Regions from separate parts of the Homo sapiens genome. Here region 2 is linked to region 1. A link is a contact called in ENCODE Hi-C or POLR2A ChIA-PET data. All regions are on one chromosome and are shown on one strand. Each heading gives the region's core, a stretch centred on a gene start or an enhancer-like site at or near the end of the contact. The rest is flanking DNA. Distances are from core to core; before and after follow the strand shown. Region 1 overlaps TSPAN4 (tetraspanin 4). Region 2 holds the start of MOB2 (MOB kinase activator 2).

The links. Hi-C counts contacts between places; a loop is a spot of excess contacts on that map. ChIA-PET counts read pairs that join two places held with the same protein, here RNA polymerase II (POLR2A). Pooled maps may share reads with other maps.
Region 2: a loop to region 1 is called in a pooled map, with 7 times the contacts of the local background. The contact joins the promoter of MOB2 here to the enhancer-like site in region 1. A Hi-C loop is called at or near these places in 1 of 37 single-sample maps with no recorded cell type and 7 of 50 pooled maps. POLR2A ChIA-PET finds 5 or more read pairs at or near these places in 7 of 52 experiments (A549, HEK293, HepG2 and 4 more).

The regions. Positions count from the first base shown.
Region 1 is chr11:858,296-861,569 of GRCh38, forward strand. All of the region lies in intron 3 of TSPAN4 (tetraspanin 4), which reads left to right. Among named protein-coding and RNA genes, the nearest start is that of TSPAN4, 17 kb to the left of the region's middle. RefSeq lists enhancers at 630-1,163, 1,164-1,697, 1,698-2,230, 2,231-2,765. Within about 2 kb of position 1,556, at least 10 of the 41 ENCODE cell types and tissues checked have a DNase peak (open chromatin) inside an H3K27ac peak, as active enhancers do.
Region 2 is chr11:1,484,922-1,488,344 of GRCh38, forward strand. MOB2 (MOB kinase activator 2) reads right to left here and starts at 1,858. Exons shown (of 5, transcript NM_001172223.3): 1 at 1,526-1,858. The coding sequence starts at 1,635.

The DNA.
Region 1 (3,274 bases), core at 306-2,805:
TAGCAGGGCCAGGTCCCCCGGGAAGTGGGGGCATCTTTGTAGAGCTGGCAGACCCCTGCCCACCCTGGGGCTGTGCCCCAAGCCCAGTGCTCCCAGTGAGGACAGATTCTCTTAATTAGGGATGTCCCCTGGCACTTCTGCCACGGAGCTGGCCTCTGGTCCTGCACACTCCAGACACATCCACCCTGGCTCACACACACCCTGGCTCACATGCACCCCGGATCCCACCCCCGCTGACACTCACCCCGGTTCCCATGCACCCCAGGCTCACATGCACTCCCGGCTCACACGCACCCCTGCTCACACGCACTTCGGCTCACACGCACTCCGGCCCACACGCACCCCGCTCACACACCCTGCTCACCCAGTTCCCACGCACCCCAGGCTCCCACGGACCTCCGCTCACATGCACCCCGGTTCCCACACACCCCAGGCTCCCATGCACCTGGCTCACATTCACGCCCGCTCACACGCACCCCGGCTCACATGCACCCCCGCTTGCATGCACCTCGCCTCCCACCCCCGCTCACACGCACCCCCGGCTCGCATCCTGGGCTCCCATGCACCCCCGGCTCCCATGCACCCCTGGGTCACACGCATCCCCGCTCACACGCACCCCAGCTCTCACGCACCCCCGGGCTCACACCCCCAACAGCTTGCACCCCCGGCACACATGCACCCCGGCTCACACGCACCCCTGGGTCACACGCATCCCCGCTCACATGCACCCCAGCTCTCACGCACCCCCGGGCTCACACCAACAGCTTGCACCCCCGGCACACATGCACCCCGGCTCACACGCACCCCCGGGCTCACACGTGCCCTGGCTCACACGCACCCCTGGGCTCACATGCACCCCGGCTCACACGCACCCCAGGTCACACGCATCCCCTCACATGCACCCAGGCTCACACACCCACCCCCAGCCCACACTCATCCCCGCTCACACACACCCCCACTCACACACACCCTGGCCCACACGCACCTTGGCTCACGTGCACCCCGGCTCACACGCACCCCCCCTTTCACACGCACCCCGGGCTCACACGCACCCCGGGCTCACACGCACCCCCCCTTTCACACGCACCCCGGGCTCACATGCACCCCGGCTCACACGCACCCCCTCTCACACGCACCCCGGCTCACACGCACCCCCCTCACACGCACCCCGGGCTCACACGCACCCCGGGCTCACACGCACCCCGGGCTCACACGCACCCCCTCTTACACGCACCCCGGGCCCACATGCACTCCGGCTCACACACACCCTCACTCATGCACCCCGGGCCCACACGCACCCCAGCTCCCATGTACCCCTGCTCACATGCACCCCAGCTCCCATGCATCCCGGGCTCACACACAACTTGACTCACACGTCTCAGGTTCATGCATCCGTCCCCTGGTGCGTCTCCGGGCCGCCCTCCACCGGGCTGTGCTGGCTGCCACCCCCAAGCCTCTTCCTGGTCTCCTGGGAAGCCTCCCCTATCACCCTAAGCTGCTTCTGGGGCTGGCTTTGCTCAGAAGCCACACCCAGGCTGGGCACTGTGCCCAGGTCTCCTATTGGCTCCCTGCAGCCACGAGGGGCTGTGTGGTCAGAGCCAGCAAGTCAGCCCCTGCCTCGGTACTCCCAATCCTGGGGCCCAGAGCACAGGGGTGACCCCTCTTCCTGCACCCAGTCTGTCCAGCTCCCCTGTGCGCTGTGCCTGGCCTGCTGGGGAGGGGCTCTGGGCGTGGGTGTCAGAGCTCAGCAGGCACCAGGAGCCAATGGCTCAGCAGAGCTTCCCAAGATAGGTCCTGCGCTGGCAGCCTCCGGACAGCGTTCTGTTTTGAACTTTAAGCGGAGATGCTACCTCTGGAAGGCCGGGGAAGGACAGAGCCTGCCTTCTCCCCAGGATGGCCTGAGCGTGTGTGGGACTTGTGGGGCCCCAGCAGTGGGGGGAATCTGCTCTGAGGGGATTTTACCCTGTGGAGCCCAGAGGGACCGAAGACACCAGTGACAGGCCTGGCCTGAATCTTGGGGCACCAGCAGCCATGCTGGCCCTTGGGCAGGGAGCTGTGTCCCATCTCCCCAGCACAGCCTCCTGCCTGCCAGCCAGCCAGTAAAAGGGTGGCGGCCTCCAACCTCCAGCCTGGCGCTGGCTGATGCACTGCTCAGGGAGGGGCAGGTGAGCGTGCACACGAGGAGGGGGCATCTCCCACCCCCAGGCCCCCTGAGGCAAGAGTGTTGGGGCTCATGGGCCCTCCGTGGGCCCTGCCAGGGTGGAGGCCCCAGGCCTGTCTTGAGCTGGGCTGGTGTTGCAGGTGGGGGTGGGGCGGCTGCTGGTGGCCAGCAGCTATCCCAGCCTTGGTTTCTGTCTGGAAAGTGGGGTGTGAGTCTGGCCACTGGGGCTTGGGAGGCTTTTATGGGGTGACTTGGGGCTTCTGGTAGTCCCCCGGGAACCCCCAGAGCCTGGGGTCTGAGCCTGTCCTCAGGCATGTGGTCTGGGTGCTCCAAGGGGTTTCATCAGGTTGAGGGGTGGCTTTGCCAGCCCATTCCCAAGTCCTGTCCAGTCCAGGGTGGGGCAGGGATCCCCCAGGGCTGCGCGGCCCTTCCCCAGAACCAGTCAACCGTCGGCACCCCAGGACGTCTACCCACCACCCACCTGGGCACCCACGCTGCAGACCGGGAGCTGGTCAGCATTTTCGGGGGACTGCTTGTCCCGTGCCCAGGCCTGGAACATATCTCCCGTCTCATCCTGAAACGGCCCAAGCCCGAGGCCTCTGTCTGAAGGTGGGGTCCTGGCGGACCCCTGCTTCCCTTGAGGCCTTGCTGGGCCAGCAGCCTAGCACCCTCTCTCTGGGCGCAGCACCCCCTCGTCTCCCCCTGCCTCTTCCTGTTTTAATTGATTTTTATAAGAACAAGCACTTAGGAAACACAGTAAGAGCTCTGGCGGTTACAGACACTGCAGGAGGTGGCCCTCCGGGTGGCAGGTGCTCCTGTGGGACCCGCCTGCTTTGTTCCCACCAGTGCCCATGTGGCTGTAAGAAATCATAACTTGGCCGGGCGCGGTGGCTCATGCCTGTAATCTCAGCACTTTGGGAGGCCGAGACGGGCTGATCATGAGGTCAGGAGATTGAGATCAAGACCATCCTGGCGGCTGGGCGTGGTGGCTCACGCCTGGAATCCCAGCACTTTGGGAGGTCGAGGTGGGTGGATCACGAGGTTGGGAGATCAAGACCATCCTGGCTAACACGGTGAAACCCTGTCTCTACTAAAAGTACAAAAAATTAGCTG
Region 2 (3,423 bases), core at 608-3,107, 630 kb after region 1:
CAGCCCCAGACAAAGCGAGCTTTTACCAGCCTACTGTGCCCTCTGCAGAGGCCCATTGAGAAGGAAAAAGCCAAGATGGCACAAGGAACGCCCGCAGACATCCCAGACCAAACGTCCAAACAGGCAGGTGCTGCTGCTGTCCTAGAACCTCAGCCCCACGTGGCCACCATGCTCCACTGCGCCTCGGCCCCTCCATGCATCCAGCTCCCAGCCAAGGTGGCTTCCTCATCGCTTCCTTTGAAACCTTCCTGAGCCCCAGGGAAGGGACTCCGCCCGTCTTCCTTAGGGCCTGGCTGGGCTCCAGGCCTGCCTCTGTGTCTCCTGTGGAGCTGCCTTCGGCATTTGGCCTCAGACACACAAGCACACACTGGCACAGGCACACACACACACACGCCAGTCCCCTCACACCACTGATGTCAGGCACCATTCCTGATTTGAACTCACGAGTACTGCCAACTTGCCCACACATTTCCAAAACCTCACAGTTTCACCTTAAGATAGGACATCCTAGGCAGGGTCACCGGCCGGCACTCTTGTGTCTACTTGTGGAGCCCTCCCTGTTGAATGCACAGGTGATCGGGAGATAGGGAAGGAGCCTATGAAGAGAAAGATGGAGCCGGGTGCCCAGGGACAGGCAGAGGCACGGAGATGCACACGGGTGCCGCAGCCCCCGGCCCTTGGAGGGCACGTCCAGCAGGCCACGCTCGCCTCACACCCCCACCAGGCAACCCCACCCGGGAGGACACACTCACTGCTGCAGCTGGCTGTGCCTGCCCCACTCCCCCGGCCCCTCATGCCCACACACGGGTGCACACTCCCACACACACGGGTGCACGCTCCCACACACTTGGGCGCACACTCCCACACACGCCCCTGCACACACCGAGCTGAGTGGTGTGGGCAGGGAGGCACCCCCGCAGCAGGTCAGAGAAAGTACAGGTGAGAAAAATGTCAAAAATGGATTTTCCGGCAACATCCCTATGGCAGCCAGCACAAAAATAGGCACCCGGGAACCCCATGCCACTTCTCTGGACAAGGCCACACAAGGACAGACTCCGGGTCACCTCTGCCTGGGTGGCTGAAGCCCCTGCCCAGGGCACAAACAGCCGCACGCTGGGACAAAGACAGGCACACCTGCTGGCGGCTGAGGAACCACACCCTGTGGGTTGCGGGAGGACAAGGCAGGCTCCTGTGCCGGCAAGGTGGGGTCAACCCCGAAGGTCGAGGACACCAAGACCCGCTCCTCTCCCACAGAGCAACAGGAAGTGCAGGCGGCTAAGGAAAGCCCCACTGGGCAGGGCTCCAGAGCAAACCCGCCAGGCTGGCCCGGGACTGCACAGCCGCCTCTGCCCTGGACAGCTTGCGTGTGGCCCAGCACAGCTCGCTGCACAGCCGCCGGCCACACTGGGAGGGCAGCCACGGACACAGTCCGCCGCCTCCCCACCCTGACCTCCTTCCTGGGGGCAAGAACAGGGCAGACAGATGTGCTACACACCCCTCCCCCAGCCAGGCTGGCAGGTGTTACCTGAGCACTTTGCTGACAGCCTGAAGCACCATTTTGCAGCAGAGTCCACTTTGCAGGGACTGGCCGGGCCGGGCTTGGTCTTCAGGGAGACTGCAGTGGTCTCCCAGCATGAGTGGGCGACGGGAAGGTGGGGAGGAGAAGCGGGGCGGGGTGCCGGCTGGCCAGCACTCGCAAATGCCTGCTGCCGGGCCCTCCAGCCTCACTCCCTGGCCAATGGGACGCCTGGCAGAGACAAACAGCTGCCCCCTTTCCAGAGGCAAGGGCTGGCCAAGGCTGGTGAAACGAGGGAGCGTCTGAATTGGCCTTTTCCAAGTGGCATGGCTGCCAGAAGAGGCGGTGGGGGTGGGACCAGAAGGGAGGGGACAGGGCCGTCCTTGGCCTGCAAGAAGGGTCCATCAGAAAGGTCCTGGGCTCCACCTCAGGCTGCCAGAAGAGGCGGTGGGGGTGGGACCAGAAGGGAGGGGACAGGGCCGTCCTTGGCCTGCAAGAAGGATCCATCAGAAAGGTCCTGGGCTCCACCTCAGGCTGCCAGAAGAGGCGGTGGGGGTGGGACCAGAAGGGAGGGGACAGGGCCGTCCTTGGCCTGCAAGAAGGATCCATCAGAAAGGTCCTGGGCTCCACCTCAAGGTCCTCTGCTGCCAAGCCCCCAGGAAAGGCCTTCTGAACACAGGCAGCAACTCTGCTGACGAGCTCCAGGTCGATGGCACTCCCCTCTCCCTTGTCCGGCCCAGCCTAGCCCAGTCAGTGCTCGGGCCAGGGACGGACAGACGGACAGACAGATGGGCCGCCCTGCCCTGCAGTGTGTACGCAGCTGGAGGCACTCAAAGTGGCTTTCCTGCTGGATGGCCCTGGAGAGAGAAGGGGCCGACCAGCTTCTGCGGTGCCTGGACGGTGCTGGGCTGAGGCTGCTGCCAGCCAGGACCACAGGGCACCCAGCCCAACAGAAATGCCCACAGCAGCTCCCCATGGGGGCGCACAGAGCGGCACGGCCCCGGCCTTCCTTCTGGCTGGTCTGCACACAGGAGACCACCACATCCTGAAAATGCAAACACCTGAGAGGGCAATGCTCTCTCCTCATCCTGAGTCAGCGTGGACCCCACTGGCAGTGACAGCCCCCTGACAACACGGGGTCATCAGGAGCATCCCCCACCCGCATGGGAGCCATACTTCCTGTGCTTCCTGCCAATCAAGAGACCCCAGCATCTCCAGCCACTGCCCCTCAGAAGCTGTCCCAGCACCTCTGTCGGTGTGAAGCCCTGTAGGAGTCAGGACACAGCCTGAGGTACCAGCTGCTGCGGGGAGCACAGAGCCATCAGGAAAGCAGCCAGGGTAGGCTCACCCCCATCAATACCAGCCCCCATGGGAGTTGTGGTGTCTGGACTGCACGCACACACACAGCCTGGGCGCACGGGGAGACAGCACACCAACCCAGCACAGACACACTCTCCAGGAGCCACAGCAGAGGATGGCCCCAGGCCGGCCCCCGCCTCCCTAAGCAGCAGCAGCAGCAGGCCCAACAGGCTGCAGTTTCATTTTCCCCACTAGGCCAGTCCCTAAGCCATGCTCTGAGCAGTGCGTAACTGGTCTCTACAGAACAAACAGCCCGGTGAGGCTCAGGACGTCCATGCGCCCACAGGCCTTCCTCTGCCTTGGCAAGGCCATCCCACAGCCCTGTGGTGCCACACGCACCTAGGCACCGTGCTCACGGCTGCCGGTCTGCCCTCGGGGGCTCCACCAACAGCAGGGACACAGGTGCTGGCAGGTCACCCAAGTGGCAAAGGGAGCCACAGGAAGAGCGGGCTCCAGGCCTGGGGAGGCCCCCGTGAGTAGCAGGGCTGGGACCAGGAGGTGCATGACGCAGACCTGCCCACTCTCGGGAGGCATGGCCTGGACAGAGA